Linked DNA regions of Mus musculus: regions 1 and 3 are each linked to region 2. The links are chromatin loops, found by intact Hi-C in ENCODE. Cell type or tissue: heart. All regions are shown on one strand.

The links. Hi-C counts contacts between places; a loop is a spot of excess contacts. Peaks named below come from ENCODE experiments on the same cell type or tissue, not always from the same donor. Only the 100,000 strongest peaks of a DNase experiment are listed, where the experiment ranks them.
Region 1: a loop joins it to region 2, with 3 times the contacts of the local background. A loop is called at or near these places in 4 of 42 quality-filtered maps.
Region 3: it touches region 2 in a loop (2.2-fold over the local background); 4 of 42 quality-filtered maps call a loop at or near these places.

Annotation. Positions count from the first base shown.
Region 1 is chr4:115,081,534-115,089,533 of GRCm38, reverse strand. Pdzk1ip1 (PDZK1 interacting protein 1) reads right to left here and starts at 826. Exons shown (of 4, transcript NM_001164557.1): 1 at 322-826. The coding sequence starts at 589. In heart, a CTCF peak has its summit at 3,755 (motif pointing right); a DNase peak (open chromatin) is centred at 3,753; H3K4me3 peaks cover 823 bases; H3K27ac peaks cover 1,166 bases; H3K27me3 peaks cover 5,004 bases.
Region 2 is chr4:114,662,683-114,670,682 of GRCm38, reverse strand. The region is part of intron 1 of Gm33655 (a long non-coding RNA gene); the gene reads left to right. Among named protein-coding and RNA genes, the nearest start is that of Gm12829, 14 kb to the left of the region's middle. In heart, no CTCF peak of the experiment used is centred here; DNase peaks (open chromatin) are centred at 4,822 and 6,472; H3K4me3 peaks cover 1,472 bases; H3K27ac peaks cover 561 bases; H3K27me3 peaks cover 7,728 bases.
Region 3 is chr4:114,817,507-114,825,506 of GRCm38, reverse strand. The region is part of intron 1 of Gm33655 (a long non-coding RNA gene); the gene reads left to right. It overlaps 9130410C08Rik (a long non-coding RNA gene), which reads left to right and starts at 629. Exons shown (of 2, transcript XR_868022.1): 1 at 629-668; 2 at 7,435-8,000. It overlaps Gm12830 (predicted gene 12830), which reads right to left and starts at 3,787. Exons shown (of 4, transcript NR_033617.1): 1 at 3,592-3,787. In heart, no CTCF peak of the experiment used is centred here; no DNase peak of the experiment used is centred here; H3K4me3 peaks cover 1,057 bases; H3K27ac peaks cover 1,182 bases; H3K27me3 peaks cover 4,625 bases.

The DNA.
Region 1 (8,000 bases), 420 kb before region 2:
GAGCAAGCATTTGAAGGTGCACTGGGACTGGTCCCAGTCTCTGTTTCTAGCCCCAGGACTGAGTTGTCTCTGGGACAATTCCTGCTGTGAGGTTTGGATCTCAATTCCTGTTCCTCCCCTAAACCCCAGAGCCAACACATACATTCCCTGCTGTCCCACCTCTCCCCGAAGGAAAACAAATCGATTACAGAACCTAAGTCAGAGGACTGTGGCCCCGTGGTGTGTATTCACCCTCCAAAACACCACCCCATCCAACCTCAGTCACTGTTTTCCTGCCACCCCTCTCCTCCCTGAAGCCCAGGTACCCCTGTCCTGTGCTACCTTGTTGACAGCTGGCAGGTGCCACTTCCGCGAGCAGACCCAGCACGAGCAGACTGAAGGCCAACATGGCTGCAGGCAGCTGTAGGACCTCGGTCCACTGCTGGTGTTTTTGACTCCTGGAGCTGCTGGAGGTCTGGGGTGTTTGTATGAGATCAGCTGGAGAGCAGTCTGACTCTAAAGGAGAGGTTGGATTGGGTAAGGCAGAAGTGGAAAGAGGGCGGGGAGGAAGGACTGGCAGACTGGTGAAGAGAAACTGCCCTCCTCCCATGGAAATGAGCTGCCGGGCCTGGCTTATGCCCAGCCCGACGAACTGGCATTTAAGGTACCCCTTTAGAAACCAGTTCTGGGGGTGGGCCCAGGGAACTGGGGAAGTAAGGGGAAAGTCCCCGCCTTCTCCGACACTCACTCTGCCTCAGAAGTCTTCTTCTGAGCTCACCTTTCCTGGCAATGGGGCTAGGCTCCCAGGGAAAGGTGTGACATTTTCAGCCCTGCCTTGAATGAGCCCAGTGGGTGGGGCTTCTTGAAAGACTGACAGTTGGCTTGAGACAGGCTCTAGCTGGCTCAGGGAGCCAGAGGAAAACATCTGTGGACAAAAGACTCAGGGAAAGCTCAGCTGCCCGCTTTCCTTACATCAGCCCCTCCACTCACTTCTTGTTTCCGACCCACCAAGCCAGACCCTGGGACCCCACCTCACGTGAAACAGAGACTCACTTCACAGTCCCCAGCCCTGACCAGTCTGGTGATTCCCTATAGCCCAGTTCAACATTCCCTCTTGGTTCCCACAGTCCCTGATAACCTGGCAGGCCTTAGACAAGATTTGACTTGGTCAGAAGTCTCAACATCTGCCTTCAGATCCACCTCCCTTCATCACAGCAGACATCTCCCACCTTCAGTGACCTATTTATTTTATCAAATGGAGATCTGCACCCTGCTTAAAACTAACGAGGGAAGCATGGTGGATATTTGCTAGTTCTGCCTCATTCCTTTCATTCCAACCAGTGGTTCCCTGGAATGTCCAAAGCAGGTGGGAGCCCTGAGCCTGCTTCCCCTATGTGTGCATGCCTACTTCATGCACGTGTCTTAGCAATCTTCCTTTGTTCTGCTCATTCCCTGAGACTTCCAAATGCCCGGGTGCAGTCTACAGACAGGAATAGCCATGAGAAGTTCATCTGTCCCTCAGAAATCTACATCACAGGGCCAGGCATTGCAGAAGCACATCTCCCACCCAGCAGGACACACAGCATCTGCCAGACCTTCCAAACACTAGGGATGACCCAAGTACCTACTGAAGTCTGGGGTGTAAGTCCGTGGTGGACCTCCTTGTCCCAGCTACCCTAGAATATAGGAGTTGAGATGCAAGAGCAGGCTAGACCCCCTTCCTAAGGAAAGGAGGGGAGAGGATTTTTTGGCAGTCCCTGTTGCTTGCATGGTTTCCTAAAAGGACGTTATGCTCAGACCTTTCCAGTGCACACTCAGGTAGGAGATTTCATGCTGTCTTGGCTTCAGACAGGTACTCAGAAAGCCCCAGGGCACAGTCATCATGCCCATCTGTCCCCGACTACAAAACACAGAGCCTGTGATCTTGGTCCAACACGAGACTAAGTTTATGTTCTGAAGAAGCCAATATCAACCTGGCTTGACCAGATTTAGGAAATAAGGAAGCTAAGAATGGGTGGCTGCGACATTAAACACCAGCCAGGGCACTGTGGATGGGATGACACTTGTGAGGGTATCCACTGCATTGCTTGTCCCAAGGCACAGGTCTTACTTAGTTCCTGTCCAAAGGAAAAACAAAAAAACAGGACAGGTGAGAGCCTGTTTCCTCTGAGTGCATGTCTGCACAACTACTTTCATACATGTGCTGTGGGCCTGTGACCATTCCACAAGTGTCTGCAGGGAAACTCTTCATGTCTAACTCTACATGGCTAGTCTGTTCTTAACGTGGGCTGAGAATCGTCAGGAGCATGGAGGAGCTGCCTTGGTGGATGTTAATGAACAGCCAGGGAACCACTGGTTGGAATGAAAGGAATGGGGTGGAATTAGCAAATATCCAACATGCCTCCCTCATCTTAAGCAGGCTGCAGGAAACCAAGGTCAGACCACCATTTGAGAAAATGAAGAAAATCATCAGAGGTGAGAGGGAGACTTGGGAGACATGCAGCCACTGACTGGGCTGCATTAGAGAAGGCTTTGCTCAGTGCTTGGGAGGTAGGAAAGCCTGGGCGTGGTTTCTGGACAAGTGACTAACTGCTGCCCACTTGGAAACTGGAAACTCTCAGGTTAAGTTTCTGAGTTAGGCAATTGGGTGAGTGGCAATGTCTCAAAGTAAGACACATCACATGGCTCCCTCAGGATGCAGTGTGTGTGTGTGTGTGTGTGTGTGTGTGTGTGTGTGTGTGTGTGTGTTAAACAGAGGGATCAAATAAAGGCCTAACATACAGGTTTTAAAAGGGGGGCAGGAAAGTGAAACCCCAGAATATTGGGATACTTCAGCAGCCAAATGTGGAGTCTAAGAGGGGTGTAGAGAGAGGGTCCTCTGGTGGTACCCACACACTAGTTCATGCCCTAGGGAAATACCCCAGCCTCTGCCACCAGCTTGGGAGCCACAGTCCCCCCCCCGGCCCCCAGCATCCCCAATTTTCCTAAAATCCCAAAGGAAAGCAGAGACTCCCAGAACTATACTTTGAGCACATTAAGGGAGGAGCGTGAGTGGGATGGACACAAGGTGACCAAAGGGAGAAAACAGCTCCCGGGTCAAAGTCCCAGACTTTAAAGCAGAAACAAGTTGTTCCGGAAAGCAGGGAGGAGAAGGGATGGGTGAACACTTGGCTTTAAGACCAGACCCCTGATGCCTGGTAGTTTTCACACAGGGAAAGGCTTTTCTCCCTAGCCTTATAAACAAAGGGGTCCCCTGCTGTCTGGCTGAATCTCAAAGTTTGGATGGGTCTCACAAGAATATGAGAATTCTGCCAATTTCTGAGTATATCTATCCCAATTATACATTCTGGAACTGGGGAAATCACCACAGGATGTGTCCGAGGACCTACTGGACCTACTGTGAGTCGGACATCAGTCAAAACTCCATTAATCACCTGCCCTCCATAAGCCCCTACTTTAACTGGAGGACCACAATGTTTCTTGGGATCTCCTGGGATCAGTGTCAACTCAGAACCAGTATCCAGCAGACCCCGAAAAGTCTGATTATTTCCTTTTCCCCAGTGTACAGGTCCTCATCTCAGGCAGCTGTTCTACCCACAGTCTGTCTTCCCCCGTTTCTTACCCAGCTCTCATCTATAATCACCGGTCCCCTAGTCGAACCTTCCACCAGACTATACCTGGTGTGCTTATCCTCACTCAAGAGTGCTCCCCTCCCACCCCGCAAAAATATCCATCCCTCCCTTCCCACAACATCTTGCCTGCCATTCTGCCTACTGCCAGGAGGTGGCACTGTGCAGCTCCAATCCCAGGCTGGGTTGCAGGTTGCATTCTGAACAACTGAAAAGTCAAAAGCCTCTCCCTCTCCAGCTGCCCAACTCACGCCCTGCTTCACAGGTGGGTTACAAGGAGGGAAAACAAACACTGACATATAACCAGTCAGTGGTGGGTGATGCAAGCTGACCTATGTTGTACCCAGAGCTCTGCTGTAACAGAAGATGACTGAATTATTAAGGAAGGCTTCCTGCTGGCAAAGCTGAGGGGAAGTTAGCCAGGTTGTCAACTGCACAGAAAGTTATGATGGGGAAGGCCATGCAACCAGAGAGCTCGGGCTGAGAAAAAGCTGGGTGTCTCATTTCTTTCGTGTTTGTTGTTGTTTTTCCCCTATGGTGCTAAGACACAAATCTATAGGGCCTATTACAAGCAGTCCACCACTGAGCCGCACCTCCCAGCCCTCCAGGAGGTGTTCAGACTACAAAGGTAAAAGCCCTGTTCACATGTGTATTCGTGTTCATCTTTGCTGCAAGCCTGCAAATTCCTGGAGGCTCTTATTTGGACTACTCCTGGTCCTTAAGATAACATTCCAACTCCTTCCCCAGGTGCCTGAGGGGCAGGACAATCAGCCCGCCTCTTCAGCCTCACCTGGCCCAAGGCCCCCAATTCTGTGGTCTGATCCCTACTCTATTATAACCCTCTGTCTGGGGTGCTCTCTTCAAGTCTCTTCTGGAAAAGTGACCTTCCCAGTCTTGCTTTAAAGCTCCCTTTCTCCAGAAGATTTCTCTGACTTCCCTTCACCTCACCTTCCCCCAGCCCCAAGTCTTCTCTACTCTATTCACAGCTATTCTTACAAATCGCCATGCCATAATGACTTCTGTGTTCGTACATTTAATACTGATAACCTCCAAGGACAGACCACACATACACACATTATAAAATTAAATCTCAATATACAATGCCTGGCCTGGCAGAGGGTAGAAGGTCCAGAGTGAGTGGGCAGATAACGTGATTAGCTCCAGGTGACCCTGACTGAGTTCCTAGAATCTCCTTAGTGAGAGCCCTCGGAGCTGTCCAGCCCTGGAAAAGTGTGTTCCAGAGAGGGAGCAGAACTGTTCCAATAGGAATTCCAGGGAAGGCCAAGACCAGGTCACCCTTAAGGGATGCTTGGAGGGATGTGGAGGCCCCTCTCCACTCACAAAGAATCTCACCCACTCAGCTGCCCTTCAGTGAGCACTCCCTTGGACAGGGGATAGTGCATCTGTTTCTTACTAACCTGTAAATGAAGTGTGCAAGTTCCTTCCATTACAAATAAAGATTGTAAAGCCACAGCCCTCTGATGCTTTCCTGTTACCTCACAACTGCTGCAGGTATTAGACATATTATTCATGCAACATAAAGTAACCATAGACGTCACGAAGCTTCTGCAGATACAGCCAGGTACAGTATAAAGACACACTTAAACTACTTTATCACAAACATACCTTTAATATTTTGATAACCATGTGCTAATACAATTGGGTTTGCTGTCCAGGGCTGTGCATTTTACTATATGTTTCTAAAAACATATCAATGAGAAAGAGTCCACAGGGAGCCAGCAAGATGTCTCCTCGGGTGATACACTTGTGCAAGCCTGATAACTTGAGCTCTGTCCCTGGAACCCATGTGTCTTAGTTAGGGTTTTACTGCTGTGAACAGACACCATAACCAAAGCAGCTCTTATAAGGACAACATTTAATTGGGGCTGGCTTAAAGGTTCAGAGGTTCAGTTCATTATCATCAAGGTGGGAGCATCCAGGCAGGCGTGGTACAGGCAGAGCTGAGAGTTCTATATCTTCATCTGAAGGCTACTAGCAGAATACTGTCTTCCAGGCAGCTAGCATGAGGGTCTTAAAGCCCACACCCTCAGTGACACAACTACTCCAAGAGGCCACACCTACTTCAACAGGGTTTTAATAGTGCCACTCCCTGGGCTGAGCATATATAAACCATCACACCACGTAAAGATAGGAGGAGAGAACCAACTCTACAAAGTTGGCCTTTGACCTCCATGTGTGCACATACCACACAATAACAATAATAAATAATAACAATTTGTAAAAGAATAAAGCTGTAGACTTCACTGGACCACACAAGGAGTCCAAGGTACAATAGGGTTAAGAAGTCCTGACTCTTTGGGAGCTTGGGGCAGGTCCGCTCAAGGTGATCTCAAGGCCAGACTTGGAGAAAGACTGTTGGCTCCCTGGAGAAGAAGCCTTCTGGTACTTAAAGTGGGACTATGATCTGGGCAGACAAGCATTTGGCCTCGCACGTGGACTCAGAGTGAGGAACTAAAAGAGGCAAAAGGTACTAGCCGGGAACCCACAGAGCCAAAGAATGCACTGGCTATTGCTCCTGAGTCCTAGGAGACCCCAGTGGGCCAGGGAGATTTATGGGGAGGACCCCCCAGAAGAGAAAATCAATCAAATCCTCCTGCTGCCTCCTTACCCAGCCAAAAAAGTATGGAGGGGCCAAGACCAGGATCCTCCTGCCAGCAGAAGGCCCGAGGCCAAGTCTCATCTGTACAGTGGCCTCTGCACAGCTCTGCTGCCCATCAGGGCTCCAGGCCAGCAATGAACCAAGCTGGGATACAAACTTCTAGAATTAGCGCCTTCTGGCCACAGGCTCACCCTGAGGGATACCCATCCTGCTCATTTGTCAGCTAGGGAAAGTATGACCATGCAAGTTTCTAAGTGAAGGTCACACAGTCAATGAGGAGTGATAGGACTAATCCCAGGCAGTGCTCTGTACGGCCCAAGCCTTCGCCCCTCTCCCCAGCACTGACTTATTGCTCTCGTTGCCCGATTTCACCCCAGTGGGCTTTCAATTGTTCATTCACCACATGCTTGCTGCCTACCAGGGGCTGGATACACAACAGTAACCAGGACAGAGCTTATAATGTACAGCTGTGAAGCTGTATCACACCAGCGAGGCAAAGCAGCACATGCAATAGTCCAGCCCTTGGGAGACGGAGGCAGGAGGATCATTGCAGGTTCAGGCCACATGGTGAATTCTATGTTTGTTCTGCACTACAGAGTGAGACCTTATGTCCCAAAAGAGGAGGGGGCAACTGGAAAGATTGCTCAGTGGTTAAAAGTGTATAGTACTTTTGGGAAGACCTGAGTTTCGTTCCTGGCACCCACATTAGGTGGCTCACATACACCTGTCACTCTAGCTCCGGGAGATCTGAGACCCTTTTAGCCTCTGCAAGCACCTGCACTCACATGCACCCATCCAAACACAGACACAAACCTACATGCAATTAAAATTAAAATGAATCTTAAAAGTTCCAGTTGTGCTAGATGTCTTAAAGCAGGTATGTGGGTTGTGTCTGGAAGATTAAGAAAAGATAACAGCAAGCATTACGAGCCTCCTGGGGTACCATTCAATTAATGAGTAAGACAAATCTTCTGCTTTTGTGGAGGTTGATGCTTTATAGGGTCCGCCAGGAAACAAGAAGAGAAACTTCAGTACTGTTGAGGTTTGACTCTGGGACATCTCCCCACAGGCTCATGTGAAGCCAGCTAGTGAGCTTTGGGGAGATGGTTTGATCCTGAGGGTGCAACTAATCAGTTAATTGATTGATCCCTCTGCAAACACACGGTAACACTTTAGGGGGAGGTGGAAAGAGGTGTGACTTGTTTAGATGAAGTAGATCCCTGGGAGCATACCTAGGAAAAACATGCATCTTTGTCTCTGGCCCCTCCTCCTTTATCCTATATTTGTGCCCCGCCCCCTCCTCCCTGCAGTTGAAAGACCTCAATACTCCACATCAAGCCACCAGTCAATCATCTTGGCTCTCTATAAACATATCCACCCTAACCCCCAACCGCTCCCTTTCTATGCTTGCTCTAAGTCCCTGCTGCAAGCTTGTTATGACTTCCTATTGCGGGGTCCCCTTGCTCCTGCTTATGTTCCATTCTGTCTGGTCTCAGCAGGGCAGATAGAAATTTTGGTTAAACCCTATTCATAACCTATTCAAAACACCAAGACCCTGGGCTTCAGGATGGCATGGCTGCCTTCACGATGACTCACTAACCTGTCTCCTGCTTGCCCTTCCTTTACTCTAGCCACTCCTGCTTCTGCCACTTCCTGTCTACTGCAGGCCCACTCAGACCTCAGGGCCTTTTCACCACCTGTGATGCTCTCTCCCAGATGTCTCCATAGCTTTCTTCTCCTCTTCCTTAGGTCTTGCCCATCTATTAGTGGAG
Region 2 (8,000 bases):
CTCATTGGCATGGGGATTCATCTAGCCTGAGATTCCTGCTGCAGGAACTCAAGGATTTGTCCTCCGCTGTGGAAGGGATCCTGGCTCTGGGAGCAATTTTCCTGGGGTGGGACGACCTGCAGCCTAGCCTGTCTTTGGTGCCATGGAAACCTTATTAGCTCATCTCCATCTGGACCCGTCCTCATCTGTTCTAATGGGTCATTTGTCTCTCTGATCCCGTCCAAGCTCCAGTGTTAGTGGCATTTGCTTAGTTAGCAATTGGTCTGTTTGAGAAGCTCATGTGTTAGTGCCAGGCTTCTGAACACCAAACCATTCTCCTGAGTAGGTAGAGGCCCTGACACCTGGGAGAGGGTCTCAGGGAAGGGGAAGGCTTTTAGACTGTCAAGAGTCCCTCAGAAATAGTCAAACATACTATTTATTCCAATTCTCTCTCTCTCTCTCTCTTTCTCCCTCCCTCCCCCTCCCTCCCCCTTCCCTCCCTTCCCTCCCTCCCTCCCTCCCTTCCCTCCCTCCTTCCCTTCCCTCCCTCCCTCCCTCCCTCCCTCCCTCCCTCCTCCCTCCCTCCTACCCTTGCCAGATTAGAATGCTCAGCACAGCCATCTGAGTTTAGGATCAAAATATTCCATTTCTCTCCTGCATCAAGAGAGGGCCTCCATGAACAATGGAGCCTCAGAGGTCTTAGCTGATACTCCAATGACCTGAATCTGGCTTCCACCATAGAAATCTTTGCAGAAAATGGTAGGACCAGCAGTAAACCCATGTGACATCTCCACACATAAGCACTGATGGCTCCTCACACATATGAACAAAACACAAAGTCATAGTCACACAAATGTTTTTGGAAACATAGCACTCATACACCACACACACACACACACACACACACACACACACACACACACCCATGAGAGGAGGGTTGTCTTTTATGCTTCACATAGCCCACCAACAAATAAACACACTGAAACACACCTATTGGTGTATTATGCCCCCAAAGAAGAGCATGGTTGCCTGCACAGGCGCACCACACACACCTTTACACATGCAGCACACACGTCTCCACAAACTCTCGGGAACACACACACACACACACACACACACACACACACGGACAGTAGCATGTTACTCAAACAAATATTTCTATTGAAACAAAAATTCTCCAAACCCCACCTTAGTGATTCCCAATCAGAACTCCTATCATCATCAGAGTGAGAACACAGAAGAATTATACGGCAGGAGTGTCATCAGATGACGGACACACATGCAGACACTGTATAGGAATCAGAATTCTCACCGCACAACCACTGTGAGCATTGTATGCACACTCTATCAGGCTTCTCTGGGGCCCAGCATGTTTAGTGGGAGCAGGGAATTCTGAAAGGCTTCCTGTATAGTGAATACTGAACACTCTCGTCATTAAGAACAAACTGACTCATCTTTTATTACTTAGAGGAAGAACCCAGTGATTTGGTGAGGACAGCTGTGATTCTTGTAAGCGATGACTTTTCTGCTCTGCTATTTCAAGAGAGAAGTCAGTCAGGGCAAACGCTTCCATAGCTGCTTTTCTTACTGTGTTTAAACGGTAGGAGCAATAACTGCAGGTTTTGCTCCAGCTACACACCTCTGCCTGAGCTGAGAAGCTCCCATCTCTTCCTGCTGTGGATAGAGAAGCTACGGAGGTAGTGCGAGCATAGCTCAAAGTCATCTAGGAACCTGCCATTTCAGCGGTGCCGTGTGCAGAGCGTACACTAGGCACTGAGCTACAAATGGTATTGCTAGTGCCATATTTGTAAATGATTAGCATCAGCTGAACAAGGTTAAGAATCCAGAATTCCTTCCTCTCCAACTGGTTTATAGATTCGGAATTTCCCTTCTGATTGAGAAGACACTGAGGGAGAGAGGAGAGATCTGGGGACCCCACACCCAGTCCTATTGTCTCTGAGGAAGACCTAGTTGATGAGGGCTGGCCGTAGTCAGTGGCAGACTGCTTCCTAACATAAAGGAGGACTCAGGTTCATCTCCTGAGTCACAAATCAAACAAAACACACACATGCTAATTGATGTACTCCATCCCCAGCCCCCCAAGTTGTTGGAGTGGTAAGGGTAGCTGCATGGAGGACTTTGGAGAAGTCCTCTCTAGGCAAAGGACAGCAGAGGTGCCACCTTAGAGAAGCAATCTTCCAAACAGCTTGAACAAGCTTGACAACAGCTGCAGGTGGGGGATCGACAGTCTCTAACTGCTGCTCCCTGGGGGAGGCTTTCTAGGCCAAGACAAGCTTTGGCTCTAACCACTTTTCCCTCTGAGCTAGGGCTGCTGGGTGGTCTAGGGAGCAGGAGGGCAGCATGGGGGGAGTGGAGCAGGAGCAGGGCAAGGCAGGCCAGGCCCGACCTGAGAGAGGGAGAGGGAGAGGGAGAGGGAGAGGGAGAGGGAGAGGGAGAGGGAGAGGGAGAGGGAGAGGGAGAGGGAGAGGGAGAGATAGACAGAGACAGAGACAGAGACAGAGACAGAGACAGAGAGACAGAGTTGGATCTGGGTCCTGGGAAGGCTGATGTCCCTGGAGAGCTGAGATCCATGTAGAGAAGGTTTGGGCAAGTACAAGGATCTAGCAGATGCTGAAATGCAGCTCCGGAAGGGTCCAAGCAACCTGCTGAGGGTCCAGGATGATGATCACAGAGAAGATCCCTCTCCTGAGACCTTGCTGCCCCAGGTGGTTAGGGTGTGGTGCCCTGAGCCCCCTTCATCCCATGTATCTGGGATTCCAGAAATGTGGCCAACATGCTCCCCCCTTCACACCCCCCCCCCCGCCCTGAAGGGCTGCCATTTGGAATGCATTTGCAGACACATGGATTGTTTTTAAGTTAATGCTTTTTAATTCACTCTGTTTCCCAGTTGTCGTTTTTTTATTGAAAAGGCGGATTCTGCCGGTGTGTGTTCCTTGCAGGGGCTGTGTGTGTGTGTGTGTGTGTGTGTGTGTGTACACGCGCGTGCGAGTGTGTGGCGGTTGTTTGCTGCATGGCAGAGATCTGATGAGAGAGGCAATGATAGACAAAGGCTCAAGAGGACAGTGGAAAACAGAGTCAGAGCAAAACAGCAACGGAGGTGAGAGGAACACAGCAGCAACACAAATGCTCTGGAATCCAGCAAGTAAAGGCTCAGCAGGGTGGGCTCAAGAGTCCAGGGCAAGGGAAGGAGGGAACTGCAGCCAACACCCCCACCTCAACTAAGACCTTTGAGGTTGTGGTGGCTTCCCTCGGGCTATCGGGGGGTTTACGGGTCAAAGTCCTAAGGGTTGAACAGGTCTCAGATAGGGCTGGAGGGACAAGCCTCGGATCAGAGAGCAAAGGCCCAGGCCTGGTTGAGGCCAAAACTCTCCCTTCCTGCCCGCCCCCCCCCCCCCCCTGCAGTCAGACTCTCTGACTTCGAGCAGAACCTGAATCCTGCGCCCTGGCCATTGAGCGGCGCCCTTGCTTAACATCTCTACGCCTAGGCTCTGCCACCTGTAGGTGAGAAACGCTGATGGCCGGTTCCTGCGGAACAGGACAGCTTGGGAGTTCAGTGTGTGACAGACACCTTTGCTGCACAGCGCAGCTGCAGCCATAACTTCAGGGATCCTTCTGGACCTGCAATGGCTACGGGAGCCAGGTGCTGGTGCTATCCTCCTTCATAGCAGAACAACCCTGTCGCCCCTACTCCCGCCTCTACCCATCTGCACACGGCTTCCCGAACCTGTCTCAGAGGCCTCTCCAGATGCACCGCGTTGGAGACACAAAAACTGTTGTTGGCCCGCACGTGGCGGCCGCGTAGACCCTGGGGCGCACATAGCCAGGCGACTGGGCGTCAGGATCAAGGGCGGCCCTAGCCGGGTGGAGAGGGCTGACGTGAAGAGCAGCGGCTCCGGGCTGCCTGGCTCTCGCGCTGGGAGCCGGCAAGCTTTGAAAACCCTGGGCAATTAGCACTAATTACATGTGTGCAAACAGCCTTAGTTCAGGGCGCGGGCTGGGGCCCACCTGACTCGGCCATCCACCGCATTGGCCCAGCTGTTGAGCAAGGGCTCGGGGAGGGCGCAGGAGACCCCATGGGACCCCGGGTGCTGGTGCCCCCTGGACCACAGACTTGAGAGGCAGCCCAGGAATCTCCGTGTGGCGGCATGTAGACCAGCTAGAGGCTGAAAGCATATCTGAGGTCCGAACACTCCTGCTTGCTCCCTGAGCATGCTGGCCTGGTGGAGTTTGGCTGCGCATTCCGGCGCTTTGGTGGCCTCTTAAGCACCACCCAAGCGGATGACGCGGGACCAGGAAGGTAGTCTAGAGCCTGAGTCCGGAGATCAGCCCAACTATACGTGGATGAACCACTGGACTCGCAAAGGAGTTTTCCGAACCTTAGTTTGCATGCGCATAAAATGGGAACCCAAGGGGCTTCAGATAAAGTTAAAAGGGGTGGGGGGGGGGTGGAGAGGGGAAGAATAGGCTTCACTTTTTACAGTTTGTAAGGCAAGCCTGAACTGAGATCTCCGTCTGTGGACTGGGGAGCATTTGGCGGCTGTGTTGGCCGGGAGGCAAGGGAGAGATTTTATTTCCACCATTGTAGATGAAGGTCAGAGAGGTCAAACAACGCGGGAAGCAGTGTGTTGTTTGGACATCATATTTCCAGCCCAGACTCTGCCTCTCTCTCACTCTGCCATCCCTCTTGGATTCTCCAGGTTTCCAGGCACTTCTCTGAGTTTGGCGAAGCCTGGAAACTGCTGTCTGGGCACAGCTCCTGGAGCGAGAGGGAAAATGGCACGCTGGCAGGTCGGTTGAGCTGGCTCGCTACGGGGCCATGGCGCCCTCTTGCGTTCTCAGCGATAGCTGCACCAGGCTCAAGGTCGGACACTCTAGGTCTGGTCTGTCTTGGATAAGGGAGGCATCAAAAGCCTGCTGCCTGTTTGCCACATGCATTCCGGACAGCTTAAGTAGGAAGAGTAGAAGGATATACACTTAGCATGCTACAAAGCATGGCGCACACTGGGTCAGAGCATCTGGTACCACTTTGTTTTCCTATACCTCTACCTGTGATCTTGAATTTTACAGGTGTACGGTGAGGCTGATAGAGCAGGGTTGATTTCCCACTATACAAACAGAACAGCTAAGGCCCAGCTGGGCAAGCCGCTAGTGAGTAGTGGAGCCTCGAGCCGGTCTGATCAGCTGCCCCTTCTAATGTTCCCTTGGGCTAGGATTCAGACATCAAATTCTGGAATGAGTCCAGTCGGGTCTTGGTGGCAAGACCTCCGGCAAACCAGAGTTGGTAGTGGTGCCTGGGGATTGCTAGGGATGGAGCGGTTCGATGAATCTAGATAGGACTTCCTGAGAACGGACTGACATCCTGGTACTTTCCTGGAAGCAAGATGTCTTAAACAGGAAAGCGGCCCTTGCTGAGGGAACTTGCTGAGGGGAGGGGGTCGCTGGGAATTGAGGATTACACCCCAGGCCCCCCATGGCTGTCTGTAAACCAGGAACCTCAGGGCTGAGACAGCTGCTATGCGGTGAGCAGAACTGGTTAATGGTGTCTCAATGAAGCTTCAGTTAGGGCCTTAAACAAGTCTTTTGAGGCCTTGTCCTTCTTGAAGATAGGGACACATCAGCTCTAAGCCAGTAGCCACTAGGTAAACACACACACACACACACACACACACACACACACACACACACACACACACACACAGAGCTTTCACAGATGAGAGTGAGGATGCTCAGGAAATGGGGGTTGTCTTGGTGAGCCATGACAGTGAAGGATATGGTAGGTTCTTGTTCTGTGGGGGATAAGACTCAACAGGGTCAGGGTGAAGGGCTCTCAGGGACCTTTAGTGGTGACACAATGGAAAGAACTTAGGAGCTTGGGGCTGGAGCAGTGGCTCAGTGCTTACGAGCATTTGCTGCTTATAGAGAACAGAGTTTGGCTCCCAGGACCCAGGTTGAGCAGCTCACAACCATCTGTAACTCTAGATCTGGGGGAGAGGTTCTTAACCTGTCGGTCACAATCTCCTTAGGATTACATATCAGATATCCTGCATATCAGATCTTTACATCACGACTCATAACAGCTGCAAACTTACAGTTATGAAAGTAGCCACAAAAATAATCTGATGGTTGGGGGGGAGGGGGAGATCACCTGGCATGAGGAACTGTATTAAAGGGTCACAGCATTAGGAAGGGTGAGAACCATTTGGGGATCCTGTGTCCTTTTCTGGCCTCCGTGGGCATCCACACATGAATTATACAAACATGCACAAATATAATATTTTTAAAAAGCTTAAAAAATTTTAATAAGATAAAGGGCCAACCCTGCCCCCCACCTTAAGCCAGGAGTGTGGGACTGAAGAAGCCTTGTGGCTCCCTTATCTAGAGCCGCAGACTTCCCTATGAGCCTTGCCGGTACTTGCTGAGTCCCTTGCTGTAGTGGAGTCAGCAGATGAGAGAGGCAGGCTAGAGAGCTGGAAGCTCTCACATGATCCACGTGCTGCTGCCTAGGCTGGGTGCCCAGCTTTGAGAGGCAGGACTCTAACCCTCCCAAGGCGCCCTCTGAGGCTCCTCAACCCACCAGCAGCAAATTCAGAGCACACCGATAGGCTGCAGTAACTCTTATTCTGTTCAGTTTCAGAGAATGAGCTGTGTCCTTTCCTTCAACATCAGTGGATGCAGTGGAGGACTGGGTGGTACCTCCAAACTCCAGCTTTCTCTCTACTGACTTAGAACAGTGGCTCTCAACCTTCCTAATGCTGCAACACTTTAACTTAGTTCTTCATGTTATGGTGACCCCAACCATAAAATTGTTTTTGTTGTTGTTGTTGTTGCTACTTCATAACTGTAATTTTGTTACGATTAAATTCTAATGTTAAATATCTGATGTGGGATGCTGGGGGGTCTCGACCCACAGGTTGAGAACCACTGGCTTAGCATCTGCTCTCTCCATTTGTAGTTAGGCAGACTTCTCAGTGGAGTTGAGAAGTAGGGGCTACGGCTTGACAGGCAGAGCTTGGAGGCAAAATAGGCCCCGAAATGGGTTGCAAATCTACTTGTTAGGGACTTGGGGTTCTACCACAACCCTCTCCTCCTGATACACAGCTTAGGGCTGGGGGCTGGAGTGGGTGTCTCTAACAGTAGTCATTCAAAGGAATGGGCTTGTGCCAGCCAGGAGAGGCTCTGGCCTGATAGTGCTAGGCCCAGGCAGTTGCAAACTTCTTGAGATGGTGCAGAGGCAGAGCACTGTGGCCTCAGCAGCTGCTGCCTTTCCTGCCTTGATTTCTCCATCTGAGGAATTTTTGGCATGTGTTTGCTATTTCCCTGACCTTCCCAAGCTGCCAGCAGGATAATATATGGAAATTGCTTTGACCTCCTGAGAAAAGAGGGTCTCCAGGAATAGAAAGTTCAGCCGCTAATCCTGTCCCCCCAGACTTGCCACTAATGCCTGTTTCCGATGTCAGCCTGGCAGGTTGAGTTTAGCCAACGAAAGAACAACTTAGAGGGATGATGGTTTTTCTAATGGCCCCGGTTCTCCAAACACACACACACACACACACACACACACACACACAGTGTGCACACACAATGCACATACTGCATACACACATATAACGCACACATACAATGGACACACACAATGCATACACACACATACATACACACACACATACAATGCACACACACAAGGCATGCACAAAAATGCACACACACAATGTATGCACACACAATGCACACACACACAATGCATACACACACACACTCACACACACAATGCACCCACACACGATGCATATGCACACAGTCTGGTCACAGACCCACTCTCATACCCTGCTTCTCTGTGAACCTCACTCACACGCATGACTCCTGTAGAGCTGTCATAATTGCAGAGAATGATTAGAACTAAGATTTGCACAGTGGCCGGCTGCCATGGAGTGGTTCCACCCTGCACTTTCCTTTCATCCTCACACTGACCTGAGAGGAAGGGATTATTGCTATTGTTAACT
Region 3 (8,000 bases), 150 kb before region 2:
GGCTCCATACCACCCCACTGCTAGGGGGTCCCTGCTAGAGTTACCCCATAGACTCTTTTCATCCCAGGTCTCCAGCATGTCCTAGAGACCCATGTCCCCTGCCCACATCATTTTCTCTCTCCCCTGCTCTCCCTACACTTGATCCTACTCTCAACAGCCCCCCATCCCCAACCTGCTCCTCTCTCCATTCTCTCTCCCACCCAGTGAATGTAAATCAAAACAACTCTGAGATCCCGCCTTACACCCACCAGAATGGCTAAGATTAAAAAAAAACTCAAGGAACAGCACATGCTGGCAAGGATGTGGAGCAAGAGGAGCACTCCTTTATTGCTGGTGGTAGTGCAAACTTGTACAACTACTCTGGAAATCAATTTGGTGGTTTCTCAGGAAATTGGAAAGAGTTCTATCTCAAGACCCAGCTATATCATGCCTGGGCATATACCCCTAAAATGCTCCACCATCTCACAAGGACACTTGCTCAGCTATGTTCATAGAAGCTTTGTTTTTAATAGAAGCTGGAAACAACCCAGATGTCCCTCAGCTGAAGAATGGATACAGAAAATGCGGTTCATTTACACAATGGAATACTACTCAGCTATTGAAAAAACAAGGACACCATGACCTTTGCAGGCAAATGGATGGAACTAGAAAATATCATCCTGAATGAGGTAACCCAGACCCAAAAGTATAGTATGTACTTACTTATAAGTGGATATTAGCCATAAAGTACAGGATAACCATGCTACAATCCGCAGACCCAAAGAAGCCAAATAACAAGGATGGCCCAAGGGAGGAAGCTTGAATCTTTCTCAGAAGGGAAATAAAATAGATATTGGATGTGGGTGGAGAGAGGGAACTGGGTATGAAACAATTCTAAGTTGACTCATGAGATTCTTTTGCCTCTGTTGGGTCTATTCCTGTAAGAACAACTGGTGCAACTAGGAAATGTACTACGTTACATAGCCTGCAAGTTTGGACTTGGTCTTCATGTGAACAGGTATTAGAGATTTTTTTTTTACAGGTATCTAGTCAATTACTCCCCCTTCTAGTTCCATCATTGAACAAAATAGTTACATTACAGCTCTCAGTCTAGTTTGGGCCATGGTTCTGACTAGCTAGGGTAAGTAGGCTTTCTTAGTCAAGGCGAGGTAGATAGCATTAGAGCCTTCTCCGACTGTGGTTGTGTGTTTGAGAACATTTTTAGCCTCATTAAGAGCCCTCTGGATGCACATGCAGGTCCATCCACACTCTGGAATGAGATTAGCCTTTCAGTTCAGCTGTGAGCAGTGCAAGTCATGCAAAGCCATTAACTAGACTAACCCTACCCATTGGAACATTTACCAACCCACACTCACACAACAGTAGCAGTCACTGTTTACTGAGGATGAACTCAGCCCCCATTTCAATAGGAACCCTCACAGCAACCTCATGAGGTCTGGATCATTATTATGCCCATTGATTAGAGCCCTAAGACCGTAGGAAGAGCAAACAAGTTCACATATAAACTCACAGCCCTGTGCTGGGACCCAGAGAGGACTGATTATAGTGATTATTTGCAAAAGAGGAAATAGCCACTCCAAGGGCTGTCTGGAGAGACAGGGTTATCTGAAAGGCATGAAGAAGCAACATACAGAGGGCTGGGGAAATACATAATGGGGCAGCCGCTTCCTCTTGGGAAGTTATACAGGAAGCCTTCCCAGAGGAGGCAGTGCAGAGTAGCAGGACTCATTGCTCAGGTCTCCAGGTCCCACAGGACACACTGCCACCCAGCTTGATGTTGAAATTACCATCACTCCTTGCAGCTTCGTGAAGGTGTGAGTGCGAATTTCCACACTAAATGCGAATGGAGGTAAAGCTGCATGCTACCATGGCCCTAGGCTGAATATGGCTGTGGTGTAGAGGAACAAGTTTTGGCTCTGAGGATGTGGAGGATCCACAAAATAGTAGGAAGCTGGGGCCCTGGCTGAGCACAGCTGTCTTGTTTTTTGTTGTTGTTTTGTTTTTCTTGTGGACCACATGACATGGCTAAACTTGTGGGAAGGGCCAAACTTCTTTCCTGTTTGAACCACTGTGCTGTGGGCTCTTCTATCTGAAGTCTATGGAATCCTAAATAGTACCTCAGGTAAAGAGAGGAGACACGTAGGGCTGAAGGAACAGCAAGTCCAAAGACACAGGAGAGTGAAAGGCGGAGAGTTTCAAGAAGATTCTCAAACATTCATTCTGAGGACCAGGCAAGATGTCAATGTACAGAAGGCTCATGAAGTACCCACCGCATACTAATTTCACAATAGCTAAAAGTCTCATGTATTCTTCCTGTGCTATACTAATGGCTTTCCAGATCTGGGTCTGTAGAATGAGGGGCGAGGATACCAGTACAATCAAAACAGAGGTCTAGACTTATTTATTTTATGTATGTGAGTACACAGTAGATGTCTTCACACACACCAGAAGAGGGCATTGAATCCCATTACAGATGATTGTGAGCCACAGCATCTGATGTGTTTGCTGAGAATTGAATTCAGGACTTCTGGAAGAGCAGCCAGTGCTCTTAACTGTTGAGTCATCTCTCCAGCCCCTTGACCTTAGTTTTTTAGGGTGGAATGAAGGGCCCGAAGAAATCCTATTGTGGAGCAAGATTATAGAAAAATAACTACGGAGAATGAATGAGCACCCAGCTCCTTGCTTGGAGTAGTTTAGGTTCACACATCTCTGCCGTTCTCCTGTCCCTCAGCCTTGGTTGACACTTGTTGGCTCAGCAATAGCAGTTTTTAGATGAGTTCTGGGTATATCTTGCTCCAAAGCTTTCAGGATAGGCTTAGAGAGCTCTTATCTAAGATAGCTACTCGCTAGCCTGCAAGACTGTACAAACATTGATTGCTGCTGAAGCCTCCTTGGCCTGGGTGGACTGACAGATGCCTGCGTTAGCTCCTCACTGACTTGGCTACTGTTACCCCTACCAGAGAGGGAGCTCTTCCAGGGCAGGAGTGTTTTATTTCTCCTATGCTCAACCAGGTAGGAGAGACCTCAGTTCGCAAGGCTCTATCCCTGTGACCTCAGGAGTGTCTCTCCATCTCTGAACTGGATTTCTGGCTGTTGCCTTTTGATCTTCCAGGAAGTCCTCTGGCTCTCACCCATGCAAAGAACCACTGGGGCTTGCAGTGACCTGTGTGGTCCTTCTCCTCCCTTCCCCTCCTTCTCTTCCTCTTCTGCCCATTTCATCTCCCCATTTCCTTAGTTCTCGGTCCACCTCCTGGTTCACCCTCCTCCCTGTGCTCCTCCCTCTTTTTTTCACTCTTCCCTGTGTTCCACTCCTCCCTCCAACCCTTTCCCTCTTCCCTGCGCCCCTTCCTCCTCCACGTGTGCGCCTCCCTCCCCTCCACACACCACTCCTCTCGCCTCCCCCGCGCTCCTCCCTGCTCCCTCCTCCTGCCTGCGCTCCTCCGCCAGGCCGGGGCGCAGGCCGGGCGCACGCTGGGTGGTCCGGCGGCCGGGGGCGGGCGGTAGCCTGCAGGCGTAATTGGCATGCACGCCGTTGTAGCCGAGACCGCTTAATAAAGCATTACATATCTCACCGCTTCCATATTTCATTACCTCACGCGGAGCCTGTGAGAGGGCCCTAATGGGAGTCAGCTGTGTTTTTACTTTCTGTTGTCGGCCGGGGACGGGCTTCTCAGTGGATTCTTTGAAATGAAATAATGCGATGCACGCCGCGATAAGGGCCGGCCATAATGAGGCCCAGGCCGCCGGGCGGCTGCGATTGCTCCAGGTGTCGCGTTTTTTGGGCTCTGAGGACTTGGAGGAGGCGGGGGCGGCGCCGTAGGTGGACGACGAGGGGAAGGCCCTGGACTGGGAGCCGCAGAGGGGAGGCGGAAGAGGGAGGAAACAGAGGCGAGACAGAGGCCGCTTGCCAGTTCTGGGACCCGGGTTCAAACCCTGCCTGGCCCAGGCCTGTCAGCGGGTCAGGCAACACCATTCACGGCGCTGCTACACTGATGATGGGAGTCCACGGAATGGCGAAAAGGCATCTTTGGGAGCTGAGATTTCTCCGACTCTCTGCAAGGATTCCTTTCTGGATCCTAAATTCTCTGGGGTTGGGTTTGTGTGCAGAAGGGGCGGTGGAAGTCCAAGTCCCTGTTCTGAGTCCCATAGCTGATTGAAGTCCCTTGGTTGAAGGTGGCTGTTTTGTGCATATATCTGTACTCCAGCTCTGAGCTTCTTCACTTCAAGGTCTTGAGGCCAGGGGCCAAGTCCCTCTCTAGGCCAGTGTGGACCTCGCAGGGAAGAGATGCAGAGGCTGTGCTGACCGTGTCACATGGGTTTCGAGGCTCACTGAAATCATATTTAAGTCCCTGCTTAGAGGAAATGTCCAGTGTTTCCTCGGTGCCCGTCACCATCACTCTACTCCTTGGAGAGGCTTTTGTCTTCTGGTGCCTCGTGAATAGACCCACTTTCCACCCTCGCGTGACATGCCTGCACTGTGTGCATCTCACACTAAAGGAACTTCTCTAAACTACTGACCCAATGCCATGGCTCTTTTCCTCGGACCTTTGGGGGCTCCCTTGAAACACCAACCAGCTTGCATGCCAGCACTTCCTCAGCTGCAGCACCCACAGCCTCATTCCTAGCTCTGACAGGCTAAGAAACTCAGCTCTCCCCAAGGCCATCAGGGATTTCAGTGGGTGACCGATCACTCATGCTGTTCTCTTGATGCAGAATACCCTTCCCAAACGGCCATTCCCACACCGGGTCCTGCTGGCTCTCTAGTCAGTGCTTTCTGGAAGACTTCTTCCCCTAGGCTTCATCATATCAAAGCTGGAAGTACCTTCTTCCTTCTCTGAGCCTCAGTTTCCCCGTATGTACAGTGAGAACTCTGGGGACCGACCTCTAGGATATACACACTCATGAATTGGCCTGGGGTGGGGTAGTTTCTTCTTAAAGGCGAAACAGGCAGTTTGAGTTTGTGAGCTCACCATACTACACTGGCTACACTGGCTGGACTCACATTGGAGCTTTCCCTGCTCTGCACAGGGTCAGGTGCCATGTGTGCATACGTGCATGGCACCCAGTGGTGCCAGTGTTGGTGGAGCATGCTAACCTTTTCACAGCTCTCTAACTAACCCTTGGAGCCCCTTCAGACAGGTTTGGCAGAGAGATACACATAGAGCGAGCTTTGGGCCAAAGTCTTAGTCACCCAGCTGTAGGGAAGGGAATGGTGGGGAAGCAGAGGAAGGCAAGATTCTGCCTTAGCCGGCCAGCCCCAGCCGAGAAACCAAGCTGGACCCTTCCAATACAGGACCCTCCTCTTTCACCTCAGTCTGTTTCTCTCGTGACTCTTCAATGCCTAGTAACTGCATTCTGGTGTGCTTTGGAGGGCCTCCCATCTGGAGAGCCCTTTCCAGAGTCCATCCTCCTCACCCTTCCACACTAGCCCAGATGTCCCATCTTCCCAGAAGCAGGCATCCCCAAGGCCCTCTCTGTGCTCCACACCCTGGAGCATCCATGTGCACGTATCTGTACTCCAGCTCTGAGCTTCTTCACTTCAAGGTCTTGAGGCCGGAGGCCAGGGGCCGAGTCCCTCTCTAGGCCAGTGTGGACCTAGCAGGGAAGAGATGCAGAGGCTGTGCTGACCGTGTCACATGGGTTTCGAGGCTCACTGAAATCATATTTAAGTCCCTGCTTAGAAGAAATGTCCCACAAAATAGCAGCTAACCTCCCTGACGTGGCTTCCGTGCTCTTGGGTTGGGCCAGGATTTTTGTTGCCACCTGTGTTTAATTCTTACAATGTCTGTATAAAATTAATCTGGTAAGCCCATTTGCCAGTGAGAAAACTGATGCTAAGTGATGTCAAGCAACTGATTCAGGACTGCAGAACTATCAGAAGCAGTTCTGTGCCTGCACGTTTAGTCCTTTCTTCAGGCATCACACAGGCTGCTCTTTGCCAGTGAGCACTGGCGCTCTGCTCTCTGCTCTCCGTGTCTGTCAAGCCGGCTGCTCTATTGATTAACATGCAAATGATTTTTTGAGAGAGGGCTTAAGTGTAGTTTGGTCTCAGCCAGCCACATCTGAGATTTGCAACCCAAGCTCTTGTCCTCACCAGCCGCTTTGCTATCGGGTTTTCATCTCTAGAGTGATTGACGGGGTATTTTTTTCCCCTCTCTGACCCAGAACACCAGGCCTCCAATACTACTGAAATGTTTGCACAATCTTGAAGCATTTATTTAAAAGTTGCTTTTCCCCAAAGGGCCTGGCCTCAGCCAGATCCTGAGCCAGATCCAAGAAAACAAACAAATCCTGTCTTTACAAGTTCTTCAGCTGGGCTGTGTGGGGTGGGTGGGGGCAGGGGTCCCCTGGCTCCTACCTTTCCCCTGGCTGGTTGACAGGCCCGCCCCCAGGGCAAAGAGCCCGCCTGCCTGTTTACAGCCCTTTCCAATTCAAAGGCCAAACAGGAAAGGGGGAAGGGTCTTGGAGAGGGGGCCAGTGTTAGAACACACAAATAACACAGATGGATATTCCTCAACACAATAGGCAGTGAAGATGCTATGTGGATGTCACTAAATTGTGTTTCCTGAATGTTCTGCAGTGAATGAGACCATGCATTTCATTTTGCTTGTCTCACCACCAAGTGCTGAGGCTCCTGCTCCCCTCACAGCATCCTGGTTGGTACAGGCTCTTGTGGAGCTGTCTGCAGATTCTAGTGCTCTGCTTGCCTGGGTCTGTACCACACTGTGTGAGCCTGGAAAAATCCCTTCTCCTCACTGGCACTTAGTCATTCTGATTCAACCAGGGACTGAGCTCTAGCCCTGACACCACCTGGTCTGAGGGATGTTTGCTCCTGGCTCTTCTCTTGGGCAAACAGGTGGAAAGGGAAGGGAGCCGCTAGTTACAGAAGGCATTGCTTGTGCCTGCCAATTTGTTTAGAGCTCTGTGGTTGGCTAGTACTTTGTCCTGCCCCTAGCCCCCCAAAGATACTCATTGCTAAATTTTAGTGCAGGTAAGGAGCCTAGTGTCAGCCCTGAATCTCATAGTCCATTTGGGCCCCTCCTCTTTTTCTCCTGGTCCCCAGAGGACAGCACTGTCACTATACTGGGGGGGGGGGTGCTGGGACTAGGTCTGAAACATGTCTAGGGTGCACTGTGGTATGGCCTGCTTCGTTACCCCAGTGGAAAGACCAAGATGAGAGAGGATTCTGCAGAAGGGGATTCTGAGACCTATGAATGGTGGTCTTTCACCTTGCCTTTTCCATCCTTTTAGGGAGGGGCCAGCTAGCCTCAGCTGAGTAGGTCAAGACCTATGGCTGGGATGGGTGGGAGCTCAAGCCAGTTCTCTGAAGGGCTGGCTGCTAAGGAAGCAGGGATGGAACCTTTTTTTATTTTAATATACTAAAAATGTATTTTGTTTTCAATTATGTGTATATCTGTGTGCACATAAGTACAGGTGACTGCAGAGACCAGAAGAAAGCGTGGAATCTCCAGGGGCTGGAGCTGATTGTCAATTGCCTGATGTCGGTGATGGGAACTAAATCCAGGACTTCGTGAAAGCAGTACTAGTTTTAACTACTGAGCCCTTTCTCTAGCCCACTTGGTGGTGGTGGTGGGCCTGTGAAGCATTTTGACTGTTTGTTGCAATCCCCCCAACACGTGACATCATATAGGGTCCCTGGTGAGCCGTCAATGACTCTATACCTCTGTTCCTACAGAAGACACAGAGATCTTTAATAGCCGTTGTTCCACCTCTTTGCCCTGGACCAAGGCCTCTGAACCCCAGGCTAGGTAGTTACCTCTGTCTTTCCTCTGGTGGTGCTCTCTGCAGGACCTGCCTCCAGTGCTTTTTGGGTCATCTTGGGAAGCGATTTTGGTTCATGAATCCCAGGATCTTTGTCTACAAAATGACCTGAGGTAGAGTGGCTTCATAAGCACTCGGTGACCATGAGGTGGAGCCTGATGGATGTGGGGTCACTGTTGTTGCATCTGCTGGCCACACACCTGCAGAGTTGACTATTC